Regions from separate parts of the Homo sapiens genome. Here region 2 is linked to region 1. Evidence: chromatin loops called from intact Hi-C (ENCODE). Cell type or tissue: endothelial cell of umbilical vein. All regions are shown on one strand. Region 1 overlaps GBE1 (1,4-alpha-glucan branching enzyme 1). Region 2 has its middle 340 kb from the start of GBE1.

Region 1 (8,000 bases):
TCTAGGGTATGTGCATGGGCACACACACGTGTGTGTGTGTGTGTGTATATATATATATATATATACACACAAGTAAATATATATGTACTTATATACACATATATAATCTCATACTTGCATACATATAATCTATTCAAATCTCTAATACCTAATCAGATATCTAACAATAGTAGGCACTCCTGAATAAAATATCACTGGAACAAAATAAAAATGAAAAAAACGTGGTACCTGTCTTCAAGAAATTACAGGTTGGTAAGGCTTCTCTAGTGTTATTTGCTCATAGTGTCATATCCTCAAGGATATAACATATCTAAAGCTTTCTGATACTTCCTTATTCATTTTCCAAATGTCAACCCCACCCTATACCAGAAACTGACATATATCCTTGGTATTAAATAAAAGTTGTTTTGTTTTTTTTTTTTTGTATTTTTAGTAGAGAGGGGGTTTCACCATGTTAGCCAGGATGGTCTTGATCTCCTGACCTCGTGATCCGCCCGCCTCAGCCTCCCAAAGTGCTGGGATTACAGGTGTGAGCCACTGCGCCCAGCCAAATAAAAGTAATTTTTAAAAAGAAGTCTGCAATATCAAAGATGCCATATTTAAATAAAAACTACCACAGAAAGGACAGTAAGATAAACCATTTAATTTTTTCACCTTAGATTTTTTTCTTAAAAAGAAATAGTGAAATACATCTTAAATTACTTCACTGCCTGTTGCACAGAGAATCCCAGTGATCGATCTATTTTATTATTGTTTGCTTCAATACCTATTTTCCTTCTTTCTTCTTACTTCCAGCAACATTCTCACAACCACGCTCACAAACAATAAATACTAAAAGTAGTGGCACTGAAGCATGACGTACTCATTCTCTGCTAAGACTGGTTACCACCAACGCACAAAAGTCCAGCTCTGCACCCTCAAGAACAACATTATTTCCATTTAAAAACTCCCAGAGAAGACAGAGGCAGCCATGTAATTATGTATCTGCAGCCACTCTATCTGCTTTGCTTCCTGCTCACGGCCAGTATGCAGTACTATGAAAAGCATTAGTCATGCGGCCTCAAAAATCAACTTCAAAATCAAAGCTTGAGCTTTGGTCCTGTGTTTGCTTGTTTTGCTTTCTTTGTTTTTATTTCTAATCCTTGGAAAACACAAGGTTTCAAATTCCCTCCCTTTAACTTGCTACTAGAATCAACACCTAAACAATAATTGTACCCCATCAAGAACTGGGCAGCTCAACAACTGCTGAGAAAAGTATATTTGACATTTTTCTCCACAAGACTCCATTCTCAGTTCCTGTACTGGTTCAGTGAACATGGCTATAATTGAGAAAAGCCCAAATGCAACAAAAGATTCATTCCACAGGAAATATATATGTTTATCTTTAAAATATTTTATATAACTCACTTTAAGTGGAACTAGGTTTGTCTCCAAATTCACATTAAAGGTCGTATTTACAAGCATTTTCTTATTAACATTCTAAATTTAAAAGATGGAAATGCTTCCCAATATGATAATAAGTGCATTAAGATACTGTTCACTAATTATTTCCCACAGTTCTATAGTACCAACATGTGTATTAAAATTATGATCTCTAATCAAATTCACCCCTGCTCCAAATCTTTCTAGTCAATAAAAAGAATCACAGATTTTTCAGGAAGGAAAAACCTTTTCTGAAGAAAAATAAATAAATAAAAGCTCTAACTCACTACAAAGTATTCCAAAATTTCTATTTCCCGTTTCCACAGCTCCTTTACATCATTCCAAACCCCTTTAATAGTCACAACATCTTAGCTTAACAAACAGTGATTTAATGATTTCATCCTTATACATGAAAATGTGATGTCTTTCATTGAAAGAAAAGAAATTTCATTCACCAAAAGCAAAAATTAGTTTTACTAAAAATAAAAAAATGCAAATCTAAAATTTGAAAAAAATAAAAAATGTCTTCATATCTAAGCCCTCTAAAATAAAATGCTAATCACATAAAGTCTATAAAGCCAACAACTGCATTTAAACTTACATATTACTCTCAAAACGTGTGTTTCTGTGTTGTCCATCTGCATCTCACTCAACTGAGCTATTTGTCGAAATCAAGATTTCTGAGATGCTTGCCAAAATGCCTGTTACTGGACTCAATTTTTGGACACAAGGCCTACAAATAGACATATAAACAAAAAACCTTTTCATATAATTAGTATGTACACTAAACTCTTTTAAATGTCTGCTGGTAGACGTGTTGCTTCTGTACTCTACTAAAGGCTTTATACACACTGTCACAGGCTACGCTAAATTTATATTTAAACATTTTTTATTCTTCAATAATAAATTAACCTTAGCTTACAGTAACTTTTCTATTTTATAAACTTTTTAATTTTTTCTTAACTTTTGGACTCTTTTGTAATAATATGTAGCTTACAACACAAGCAAGTTGTAAAGCTGTACAAATATATTTTCTTTCTTTAAATTTTTATTTTCTTTCCTTATATCTTTTGGCCTACCCCGGGTCAGGATTATCAATATCACTGTCTTCCACCTCCATATCTTGTCCCACTGGAAGGTCTTCAGGAGCAGTAACACACATGGAACTGTCATCTCCTATGATAACAATGCCTTCTTCTGGAATCCCTCCTGAAGAGCCTGCCTGAGGATGCTTTATAGTTAATTAATTTTTTAATATACATAGTAGTAGTACACTGTAAAATAACAATTTAAAGTATAGTATAATAAATACATAACTGGTAACATGTATTATCATTATTAAGCAGTATATACTGTATATAATTGTATATGCTCTACTTTTATATGACTGGGAGCACAGCAGGTTTGTTTTCATCAGCATCTCTAGAAACACATTAGTGCATTGCACTATGGCATTATTGGTGATGTCACTATGTGATAAACATTTTTTCAGCTTCATTATAATCTTATGGAACCACCACTGAAGATGTGGTCCATCATTGACTAACAAATCTTCAGTGGTTATAACTGCATATAGAAGATTCTAAGCAACACTGGGGCATGACATGAGCTGTGTTTCAAGCTTGTACCAACAGAGGGATTCTTCCAAATGTTCCAAGCAGTCATTCCCCAGAGTTGATGATGCTCTCTTGGCTTTGGGCACCCAACAAAGTGATGCCCAAAAATGCTCAACATATTTCTTCTTAATAAAGGTTACTTAAACTGATAATCAATAGGCCTTTTTTTTTTTAGCTTTTTAGAGGAATATGAACCACATTAATAACTCAGTTTTACATGGTGTCCCAAGTTTGATAAAATTCAATTATATGTATTTTTCATAAGATCATATTTCTCCTTTCAGGATTAGAATCTCTAACAATACATCCCCCTTCAATCCCCCTTCAGGATGTTGCTCTTGAGGGTGTGGGAGCTGGGCTTTTGTGCTTTGGTGGTAACCAGGCTTAGAGGAGAATGAAGATGAGTACGTCATGCTTCAGTGCCACTGCTTTTAGTATTTATTGTTTGTGAGCGTGGTTTTGAGAATGTTGCTGGAAGTAAGAGGGAGACAGGAAATGGTTATTGAAACAAACAGTAATAAAACAGATCTATCACTGGGACTCTCAGTGTAACAGGCAGTGAAGTAATTTAAGATGTATTTCACTGTTTTTATTTTTTTTAAGAAAAAAATTTAAGGTGAAAAAATTAAATGGTGTATCTTATTGTACTTTATTTGGTAGTTTTTATTTAAATATGGCATCTTTGATATTGCAGACTTTTTTTTTTTTTTTGAGATGGAGTCTCTGTCTGTCTTCAGGCTAGAATGCAGTGGCACAATCTCAGCTCCTAGCAACCTCTGCCTCCCAGGTTCAAGCTATTCTCCTGCCTCAGCCTCCCAAGTGGCTGGGACTACAGGCATGCGCCACCATGCCTGGCTAATTTTTGTATTTTTAGTAGAGACAAGATTCCACCATACTGGCCAGGCTGGTCTCGGACTCCTGACCTCGTGATCTGCCCTCCTCAGCCTCCCAAAATGCTAGGATTATAGGCGTGAGCCACCGTGCCCGGCTGATATTGCAGACTTCTTTTTAAAAATTACTTTCATTTAATACCAAGGATATGTGTCAGTTTCTGGGGTGGGGCTGACATTTTGATTATGGGTCTACGTCATGGTGACTTATTCAAAGTTAGTAATGATGGGTGGAGGAGGGTATGGGGTCCTGTTTCCTTTTGTTCTCTTCCCTAAGGCAGAAATGATACCCATAGTAACATCCAGTCAACCTAATTTCCACACTGAGACAGTTCAATGTCCAGGATACTTGATATTCCTTCATAAAAATATGAAAATGCAAACATGCTTAATTCCTGGGCAAAATTCTCTTCATAATTCCTTTAATCCTGCAAATGTTACACATTTTCTTCCCTTGGTGCAATATTTGTAAAACTTCCTAAAAGGGATCCACGGATCTTATCACTATTGAAGAATAAACAAAAGAGTCACAAATTACTAATCTACCATGAGAAAGGGGAAAAAATCATTAATCATATGGCATCAGAAGATCTCTAATCCTACAGATGAGAATTTGACCAAGGCATTCCTAGAACAGCTACTTTTTAAGAAGGGTTATCAATCCAGACTTGTTAAATTTCTATACTTTTTAATTTGAATTGTTATAGATTTTGGAGGCACAAGTGCAGATTCTTACATGCATACATTGCACAGTGGTGATGTCTGGGCTTTTAGTGCACTGAACAAATTTCTGTAGTTAAGTGTTTACAATTAACTAATTATGAATCAGCTGTCAATTAGCATTCATTGCATAATGTAAAGCCAAATGTCTCCAGTGCAATTCTTCAAATTATGAGAAACTTTAACAAATTTCAAGCTAAAGTACAAAAGAGAATATGAATGTCAATATAAAATGAGACTCCAAGTAAAAATAGGGAAAAAGTAGGCAGTATATTTTTAAGCTTCTTTTGGAAAATAAATTCATGCTGAATAAATTGAAGTGACATTTGGTTTCTCATAATTCCAGCCTGTCCTGATGGCCTCCAAAGTAACAGATTCTTAAATGTAGCCTTCTTTCTCTAAAACTGACACCTAGCCAGAATTGCCAAGGCAAAAGATTATTTTTAAAGCTGCTCCTATAATATTATTTAGAATCAAATTATATAATTATATAGAATTATCAATTAACCCTCCCAATTACCAAAAAGTCAGCAATAAAAATTGGTTGCCTGGCAGTACCTATTTTATTTGTATACAGATTAGCTGTTCAATCATTAACATTATAAAACATGACAAATGAACCAAAAGATATAATAATACTGAGGGTAAAAAAAACGATGTCAAACTTCCTGAATTTAAAATGTCTCCTTGAGCAAGAATCTGCCTCATATACATATCATAGAATCAAAAACGTCTGTCATCCTAAAGATAAGTAAATGTATTGAAAGTAATTTAAACTCTGTAAAAGGAAATACAAAAACTTAGTAATTTCTGAAGTAGGACTCCTATAGAAAGGCATAAGGAGGAACTATAATAATGCAAAAAATGATATAATCAAATTATAGTTATATACTTTCTAGTTACTCTGACCACAGATCTATCCTAACAGAGATAGATAACAAAAATAATGCAAAATCACATCATCCAACTTTTCCTCTAAGAGCCAAGAGAGGCAGGTAATAACAGAAAAGAAACTGGACACAGTAAATGTGGCTAGCAGTGGATAACCAGTCTAGTCTAGAGCTGAGACCTTTAGTTTAGCCATATATTGCAATGGATTATACAACAAAAATATATTCTAATTACTACTGGAAAGAGAGGAGGAGGAGAGAGGGGAGAAGAGAGAGTGAAAAAAGGACAAGAAGAAAAGGAAAAAGAAAGAAAAATCCCTGACAAAAGAAAAGTACAATGTGAAAGATCAATACAATGAAATTAAATCAAATTCTAATCCCAAATCAAATCACTACTGCTGCCTTCTTATACACAAAGATGTATAACAGAAAAGCTAATTAAATGTTTCTCATTAAAATTCTTCAGTGTTCAAAGTCTATCAAGTATCGTCCATCTGCCCCTCCAAATTCACCCCCCCTTTTTTTTTTGCACACCACTCTCTGACTCAAGAAGCTGGTATGTGGGGACTGCATTAGAGTATCCATGCTTTTCTCTGTAGACAGCTACTCTCTCTGAAAAGCAGTTTTTAGCTTACTAGGTGCTAGCAGAGATTAACAGCCTGCCCATTAAATATTAAGTGACTATTTAAACTGCCTGTTTGGAACTGATTATTATCTGTTCTATCAAACAAACCCTCAAAATGAACTTGCAAAATGGAATTCCACTATAAAATGGAAATAGTATATACAAGACCAGACCAAAGCATGTTTAGAAGGCACAAGTAAACTAAACTACCCAAACAAGTGACTTGAACTCCAAAGTCACTTGTTCCTACTGTTTCCGCCTCTCCCTTAAACCCACAGGTTTGGTGTCATGGGCAGGTCCCAGTGGCCAGGAAGTTAAGAAGGAAAATGCATGAGCCTGTAGAACAGCTCCATCTGCACAGTATGCCTGCATAAGCTAGGAGTGAATTGTAAGCCCACTCAGTGACAGCCTCTCCAATGAGCAGAACTAGGTTGTACATGTGGTTTTCCACTTTGGAATAAAAAGTAACTAGAAGTACAGTTCTACATTGACTTATGAGCTAGTAAGTGCAAGTTCTGGCAAACAGGGCATAATCTTGGGAAGAAAGTAACTTAGAAATCAGTGACAGGTATTGACCTCTAGGAAGAAGTACAGAGTAGGATGATATTCATGCCCATATAAATACCCATCATAGAACACACAGGCAGGAGTGGCCTCTTAGACATCAGATGAACACTGATGGTCAATTCAGTGGATGTCAGTCAGCCAGTTTCCCCAGCCAATACATGCTTTGCTTATGTACAAAGCTGCTAGGGTTGCAAGAATGGATGCTATCCATGGGTTCATGGTCTTTCCCTCACCATGTTCTTCCCCTCACCATATCTGACTACCATATATGCTAAGCATGCAGCCAACAAAGAGCAGGATGCCCCCATAAACCTCAGAATGTTACCATTCTATGGACTGATCAACCAACTGTGTGGGAGCAGGCTGATACCACTGGATACCCCACATGAAGGAAGGGGAATATTTGTGTCCTCCCAAGAAGAAATACTTATTCTGGGTGTAGATTTGTCTTTGTTGCCTACAGTGTTTCCAATGCCATCAACAGACTTAACTTATCCTTTGTCAATTGCTGTGTTACATGACACAACAGGGCCTGTGACCAGAGGGCATACTATATAGATGATGAGCTTACACTCAAGTAATTCACTGGTATTACTATGTGCTCCATCACCCAGAAACAGATGGCTTTATAAAATGGTAGAAGAGTCTGCTGAAGTCTCAATTATAATGATATTGGGTAGGAAACAGCTTGACGGGTTGAGGTTCTGACCAGTAAGATACAGTATATGCTTCAAACTAGCAGCAAATATATAGTGTTATCTCCCCATAGGCAGAATGTGGGTCCAGGAATGAAACAAAAGAGGTGGGACTAGCCCTTTTCACTGTAATAATTGATAAGCTACTGGAAGAATTTTGCTTCACTCCCCAATTTTAGGCTTGGTGAGTTTGGAAGTCCTCATGTTCAAAGTGGGGAATTCTTCCACCAAGGAACATGATCATATTTTCAGTTAATTGAAAGCTAACACTACTGTGTGGCCATTTTGTGTTCTTCATGTCACTGAAGCGTGGAAAGAAAAAAAGCAAATTGGGTGGCAGTTTCACAACAGAAGCCAGGAGGACTGCTGAGAATCAGAAAATATACCAGAAAGCCTTCTAGTTTCAGTAAAGGAAAACTGCAGCAACCTAATAAAAACACAGCCGAAGACTGAGATCCTGTAGGAATGAAACTCTTAAAGGTTAACTTCATAAAGAACCCCGTGTAGCCAATACGGAGGCAGCTGTGATTACAAACTGAGCCTTGTGACCATCTACAGACATGGAGTCTGTAGCA
Region 2 (8,000 bases), 310 kb before region 1:
AGCTTAAAGCAGGGATCTGGAAACTATGGCCTGTGGACGAAATCTGGCCTATCACTTGTTTTTATATGTCCTTATGGGCTGAAAAAAAAAGTCAAAAGAATAATATTTTGTGATGTGTAAAAATTATTTAAAATTCAAATATATATATAAATCATGCACCATCGATTGATTTTTATATATAAATACACACATATATCTTTTTTCTTCCTTATTTAGTAATGTATATCAGCCATGTTACATTCTACTATAATGAGCTATTATAAAGATGAATCTCTTTTTAGCAAAATTAGGAAAAGTATTTTCAGGCCGGGCGCGGTGGCTCATGCCTGTAATCCCTGCACTTTGGGAGGCCAAGGTGGGCAGACCACCTAAGGTCGGGAGTTCGAGATCAACCTGGCCAACATGGTGAAACGCCGTCTCTAGTAAAAATACAAAAATTAGCCGGGCATGGTGGCGGGCACCTGAAATCCCAGCTACGTGGGTGGCTAACGCAGGAGAATCACTTGAGCCCAGGAGGCAGGCTCACTTGCAGTGAGCCAAGATTGCACCACTGCACTCCAGCCTGGGCGATAGAGCAAGACTCCGTCTCAAAAAAAAAAAAAAAAATATATATATATATATATATATATATATATATTCATTAAAACCTGCTAATATTTCAGATTTAGTGAAACATAACAGAAGAAATGGGAACGGGAAGAGGAAACATATACATAGAGCAAAAGATGAATTTAGTGAGCGAGAAAGGTAAAAGAGAGCAAAAGGGAACAGTTTATAGAGACATAGATGGAGAAAAACCGAATTGGAATTGTTAAGGGCATATAGGAGCAGTATTCCCACATCTAGCCACCTCCTCCCCTGTTGCTTCTTCTCCTTATTAAAACAAAAACAAAAACATTACTTTTTGGCTCTTATTTGTAAGATTTAATTATTCATCTCAGTTAACCCTCACAGCAACCCTAATTAAGACAATAATACTATTGTAAGTTATAGATGAGGAATAAAACTGAAAGATAGTGACCAAGAGATGGACCTGTAATCCTAACTCTGGTACAATGCTAACAACGGTTATTCTAACACCGCCTTGCTTTTATTCTTCTTCAATATTATCCTTCTTACGAGTGTATATTTAGATCTTTAGAAAATAACACATTTCAACAATTACTGTAGAATGCTGTCATTTGAAACTCTGCTTGCCTCTTACACTTAAAGGCCTCAAGATCTTGTAAAATGCAGGGGTTGATTTTTACTTAAGAGTCTCTTGTCAGAGAGAGTAATAGAGATTTTTGTTGACATGAGGAAATAAACTACAATGGTAGGTTTCAAGGCTATTGACTGGTGAATAAATATCATTCTAACAGTGAACACTTATTGGCCTCTTACTAGGTTTCAGTCATCCTTTCCTCACAATAATCCTGAAGGGTATATACAGTTATTATCCCTATTTGCATCACAGATCATCGCATCACAGAAAGGTTTAAAGTAACTTGCCGAAAGTTATAGAGCTAGGTGGGTGGGGGAGCTGGAATGTGAACCTCAATGATCCAACTCCAAAGCCATGCAATTAACCGCTATGCTAGGCTAAGAACATTTTTTAAGCACCTAAATGTATGAGACTTATGAGCAGCTAAACATATTAAATTTGTGGATTCCATTTTCAAAAGACAACAAATTCCCTTCGCTTGCAGAGGCAACAATTTGAACTTACAAGACTGTTGAAATATATAAAATGCTACCTTTGAAGACAAAGCAGCAGAGCATCCCACCCAGCAAACACACATATATATGCACACATATACATGTACAAAAGAACACACAGATAATTACAATCACAGTGGTAAGATGCACGCCTGTAGTCAGAAAAACCGCACACTGCGTTATGATGCTTATCAACACCTACCAGTAAATAGAAACTCTTCCTATGATAAACTGCATGTTTTGACTGTAGAGGAGTTGCTTTAAGTTCAAGAAGTGTCTTTTCTTCAGGCAACGCTCACAACCAGCTCTCCTCATCATAAGATCTTGGTACTGTTAATATAAAATGGTTGCTATCATTAGCGGCTGTGAATAGTGTATAATGAACACACAGCCTCGGGTAGCCATGGTTCACGTAGTCCCCAAACACTGATGAGCACAGAGATTGAGCTATCTTCTCAACCTTATTACTGTTTTTAAGTCGATTCCAGATATAAGAGGTCCCTGGAATGAAGAGGAGGAACCTCACTGCTGCTGGCACAACGTTTGTCAGTAAATTGCCTTGGGTATTTTATCAACACAGTGCACTGCATTTCCCAGGAACTACGCTATTTTCAAAAACAAATGCTAAAATTATATTGTAATATTTAGACATTCTTTTCCTAGAGGTCAGTGTAAGGACACCAAGTACATTATACCATTACATAAGATGCTTAACGACAAAGGTACATGTTATCGCTATGAGATAATTTTATAGGAATTTCTCATTTGTAAGAAACACTCTTTCCTCCCATTTAGGGATTCTGACACCAGAACACATCTTAACATCCTGAAATCACATGTAAATGTGTACATTTAATCAGGTGATATCCTCCCCCAAACATTGATTTTAATTCAAAGGTACATCTTAAAAGAGGGTCTCTTAAAATGGAAGAAGTGAAATAATCTAATACTGGTATGGCATAGATGTAGTTTTTAAAAATTAAAAAGCACTTTTTCAGTGTTTTCCACTCCTGTTAAGACATAACATGTTTGCCCAGATCACATGGAATGCTCACCACCTCCTCTTGACAAAGCATGAATAATGGCAGCAACCGCACATCTTGTCTGTCTTGCTGCCAAAACAATCACCCTGTGATGTAGTGAGAATTAAAAGTTCAAAACCTTCAACTCAGTTGATTGGGAAGTTTTCATTTGAAGTAAATTCTATTGTGGCCCCATAACCTACATTTTAAAGCACATTAAACAAGGCTATTTTAGCCTTGATGAGCTGACAACTGTAAAACATTCATAATAACACAATTGCAGTCTTGATAAATGCTTCCACTGTGTAATCTATTATAGCAATGATCTACGCATTACAACTACTTCTTAAAGTACCAAAAACATCACAAGATCACATTGTTTACATAAACATACACATGCATGTATATTACATATCTATCTAAGGATGTAATACAAGCCCTTAAATCTCAGCTTTAGATTGATGCCCTTCACTTTTATTATCAGGGAATTTTTCCTTCCATACTGTTATAATTATTTAATATGAATAACTTTATTTTTTCATCCATCAAACAGCAATACTCACCAAGAACCCTAAAACAATCAGTCTTGATAGTGAAGAAAATATTTATCATCATATGCACACTATACACATTATCAACTTCTAATGTATTGTTCTTTTTCTCAAATAGTAAGAAAAAAATGTAAACTGGATTGCCTAAAAGATTTCTTAGAGCTACCAGAATGATTATGTAAGAAAAAAGTAGAAGCAACCTTGCGTTCTTTTAAGATTAAAGGTCCAAAATTTGCAATGTCAAGTGTAGATTCAGTAATAAGTGAAATGTTCTCTTTTTATCTTAATCTTCATTTAATACATTAAACTTATACATATCAGGACATTAGGTTATAGAAAATGTTTCTAAAAGTACTTTCCAAAGTATACCCCTATAGACCTCTAGATGGCAAGCTTTAGTAAATTTTTATGACTGGCCTAAATTCAGTTTCTTAGCAATTCTGTGTAATCCACCTATTGAAATGATTTTCAGTTTAATAAGCTACTCAGATATATATGTGCTTTTAAGGAACAAAGCATTAAAAAGTGAATTACATTTTTTTCTAAAATTTAATCTTTTTCTTTGTGATTACCTAATTGTAAAAAGATGGTGTTCCAGTGACTTCTAGCAGTGTCTCTTTGGTATGCTGGATGTTCTGGAAAAGTTTTGCCTAATTAATGATTTCAGCTAGCTTCTAAAACGAACTATTCCTTTATAATGATAAAGATTAGTTACAGCTTTTGTTATAGGAATTTTGCAGATCTCGAAGGATAATAATAAGAGTCCTTTGAGAAATATAAAGTAGAAGATAGGTGCGTGAGTCTGTCATTAGAATCTTCTCCACCTCAAACATGTCCTTTACAAAACAAATATCTTACATGGCCAATTTCCAAAGAATACATGTTTTTATAATACATCACACATATCTGTTTAATTCTATAATCACTGCTATTCCTTTAATCAAAGTTAGTTATATTTATTTTCAATGCTAATTATATTCAAGGGTTATCATGGATGAACTGAAATAAAATTAGTAGGAGATGATAATTAAAATAAGTGCAAGTGGCATCAAAATGGACAAGCTCACTTTGTGTGTAACATTATTAGCAATGATGTTGAAGAATAAAATCCAGTCATAGCTGGGTACATATGTTAAAGTTGTAATGAGGACTTGAACGATCTCCTAAAGTTAACACTGCTGTGAGAAACTCCTAGCATACCTAATATTGCAGAACCCTCTATTCTGAAAGATGATTCCTCCCCCATATACATGATAACTATGGGGACAATATTTTATCGTGATATAATACTGGCTACGGACTACAACTGGGTATCTGACCCAATTGGCATAAGCATTTGACAAAAGCTGGACAATGTTCTTTTCAAATTCCAGCCTTTGTGACCAGGCTGGGTCGCTGACCCAATATGGACCAATAAGAGTCTTTTCTAAAGATTTATAAAACTGTGAAAAAGGAGAACAAGTATGTCTCCAGTGGCTGAGGCCTCTCTCCAGCGACTGAAGCTGTAATATATATACATTTTATGAGTTAGTGGCAACCATATTTTCCTCCTGTGGGGGTTGGAGAAGTTGAGGAAAGTGAATGAAAGACAAAGAGAAATATTAAAGCAGGTGGATGGAGTTTCTTGGGAATTTGGCTCCTGATTTCAGTTATTTCTGAGGCTGAGCCTTCTTACCTTCCCAACTGTGAGAGAGCCTAGCAGCCACTTATTAAGTTACCAATTTACTTAAGCTTGGACAAGTTCTATTTTGAACACTTAAAACCAATAGAATCTTAACTAATGCTCTTTGTTCTTTTTTAGTTGTGTTTTGAAGGAAAATCATTTTAGAGCTAAATTAAGTTGCTAGGTTTCTAATTCTTAGTTATACAAATACTGACAGTGAACACATCTTTTAAAAATATGACAGATGTGAGATATATACCTTCTTATAAAATCCAAGCACTTTAATTATTAATGGGCAATAAATAAAATAGCACCTTTAACTTAAGAGACTTCCATGCAAAAACAACAACGTTGTGCCATAGAAATGTAAGGAGAACCCAAATAAAGAGAGATGAGATTTTCTTTAATTTACAATTATAAATATAAATCAGTTCTTTTGGAAAATATGTGCATTTTTCATCTAAGAAATATACAAAGATTGATCAAATAGTGCAGGTTAAACTACAATGAAATATAAAAGGAAAGTGGCTTGAGTTCGGCTTTCTAATTCATAAGCTGGATGCTCTTTCAAAACTCCTTATAACTCAGAGTCACATTCTTTTCAGACATTAGACTTCCTCTTTTTCAATGCAAAACCTTGAGTGTTACTTTGCAAATGCTTCTTAGATGCTCACAAAATTTCTTTTAATTTTGGATGGTAACAACTGCCGATGGTTTTTACTAGGAGTTCCTTAAGCCCTGCAACATAGAGAAAACCTGCCTGAGAACAAAGTCAATTCACGAGACGTGAAACAGGTGAAGAGAGAGGCAGTGTCATGAGGATATCACTTGAGCGCATGGATCCACTCATGCCTGAAGCCAGTCCTGCATTTTGTCTTTACGTTTACGTGAGCTAATAATTTTCTATTTCCCCAAAACTAGCTTGTATATGATTTTATTAGGAACCAAAGTAGGCTTGACAAATACAGAATCAAACCCTACTATCTGACTCATGCTTTTCAATGAAATCTCATTCTTCATGGTTGCAAAGGGCAGAATTCACAAATAGAAGAAAAGAAAAAAACGAATTGTCTTTAAACAATTAATATAGATGTATTAGTCCACTCTCACACTGCTATAAAGAACTGCCTGAGACTGGGTAATTTATAAAGGAAAGAGGTTTAATTGACTCACAGTTCCACATGGCTGGGAAGCCTCAGGAAACTTAAAATCATGGAAGAGGAAGAAAATATGTCCCTCTTCACATGATGGCGAGAAGAAGTGCTGAGCAAAAGGGGAGAAGCCCTGTATAAAACCATCAGATCTCATGAGAACTCACTATCACAAGAACATCACCATGGGGTTAACCACCCATATGATTCAATTGTCTCCACCTGGTCCCTCCCTCAACACCTGGGGATTATGGGAACTACAATTCAAGATGAGATTTGAGTGGGGACAGAGCCAAACCATATCAATAGATGTGTAGAGGAAACCTTAATATATTGATGTCTGGATGGAATCACATACATAGAAGCAGCACACATTTCCACAGATCACATACAGAGATGATTGTGTTCAAAATGTTATGGGCATACAGTGATTGACAGAATAAAGTTTTTGGACATCTTGATAAACTTAAAGAAAAAGTAGATTAAAACTTAAAACATAAAATATCAAAGAGATTTATCTTTTGCAACATAAGATTAGAGTCCCACCTAACAGCTCTTCAAGTGAAAAATACAGAGAAGTTTTAGATTACAGCAGAGATGTTCAGAATAATTAATGTGACTTAAGTGAAGTATACATTAATAACATTTTGACTTTTTTTCCTCGGTTTCCTTGCTCTGTAATGTGCTAAACTCCAGGTACCAAAATATTCATAAATTTAATCTTTGCAGAAAAGTATAATTGAAAGATTATATTAAGCATACTTAGGTAAAAACTGGCTAGAAAAAGAAATACCTCTGGGAAAAGTAAAAAGGAGACACGGGCCAGAGACCTGAACCAAACTTCTTGACCTATCAATTCCAAGACACTGTCTTGGATACATTGCCTCATATCTCTAAGTCTCAGCTTCCTCATCCCTAAAATTGGATTGATATAATAGATAATTGTGTGCTGTCTCCCCGGCAGACTTTCCTAGAAACTATCCACCAACCATATAAGATCTGCAACACTCCAACTACACTTGGTTGTTGCGGGTAAAGAAACATGATCCTGATTCGTATATCAGGCCCTTCACTGAAATTCGTGAACCAGAGAGGGCAGAGGGTCTTCAATAGTCAAAGCTGGAAGATGACATCTAAGAAGCTGCTCTTGATGATAGTTATTACCAAACAAAGAAAGGACACCCGCAATAAGAAAGATGCTGATAGAGAGATACAGTTAAGAAATAGTGAGTCATGTTCTGATATTCAAGTCTTTGTGAGCCCATCTGCAATACCTGTTACTTGGTTTTCCAACCTTTCCTAGGCAGCACTCTTCCTTTCCTTCATCTTATAAGTTGGTATCTATCACGTTCTACCAAGAAAATTCCTAATCAGATTATCGAATTTCACATAAGTTTTTTTTAGAAATAAAATATGAATGTAACAAGACTTTAAAAACTGTAAAATACTACCCAAATATAAGACAGTGTTACTGTGGTTATTATCTCTAACTAACTCCAAATGTTGGAGGGACTGTCACATTAAAAAAAAAGTATTTCTTATTATTAGCAGTTTCAAATGGCAACATCAGGGAAAATGGTTTGGTGAAATTTAAAGGAAAGAGGATTTAAGCTCTGTGTAAGAAAGGAAGTTTTAAAAACTGGAGTTTTCTAGTTTTTTAGTGTTCAATTTTAAGATTGTATGGCACTAGGTCTCCATGATTCGTTCCAAAGGCTGAATTCCTTCTAATTTACAAAAATATTTCTTCAGCTTTATTTTTCTTTAGACAAAAAGCCACCTTTTCAAGTTCTATATCACCTTTGTTTTAATATAGAAGTGCACACAGCATACATTATTGATAGATGCACATACATACATATTACATACATTTTAATTTACTCTAAATTTATTTATCTAATATACATATATAGTTTCT

What was found. Peaks named below come from ENCODE experiments on the same cell type or tissue, not always from the same donor. Only the 100,000 strongest peaks of a DNase experiment are listed, where the experiment ranks them.
Region 2: a loop joins it to region 1, with 2.6 times the contacts of the local background. A loop is called at or near these places in 1 of 110 quality-filtered maps.

Annotation. Positions count from the first base shown.
Region 1 is chr3:81,722,852-81,730,851 of GRCh38, forward strand. All of the region lies in intron 1 of GBE1 (1,4-alpha-glucan branching enzyme 1), which reads right to left. Among named protein-coding and RNA genes, the nearest start is that of GBE1, 35 kb to the right of the region's middle. In endothelial cell of umbilical vein, no CTCF peak of the experiment used is centred here; DNase peaks (open chromatin) are centred at 1,110, 3,470, 4,150 and 6,160; H3K4me3 peaks cover 268 bases; H3K27ac peaks cover 6,299 bases.
Region 2 is chr3:81,415,730-81,423,729 of GRCh38, forward strand. No RefSeq gene overlaps it. Among named protein-coding and RNA genes, the nearest start is that of GBE1, 340 kb to the right of the region's middle. In endothelial cell of umbilical vein, a CTCF peak has its summit at 3,659 (motif pointing right); no DNase peak of the experiment used is centred here.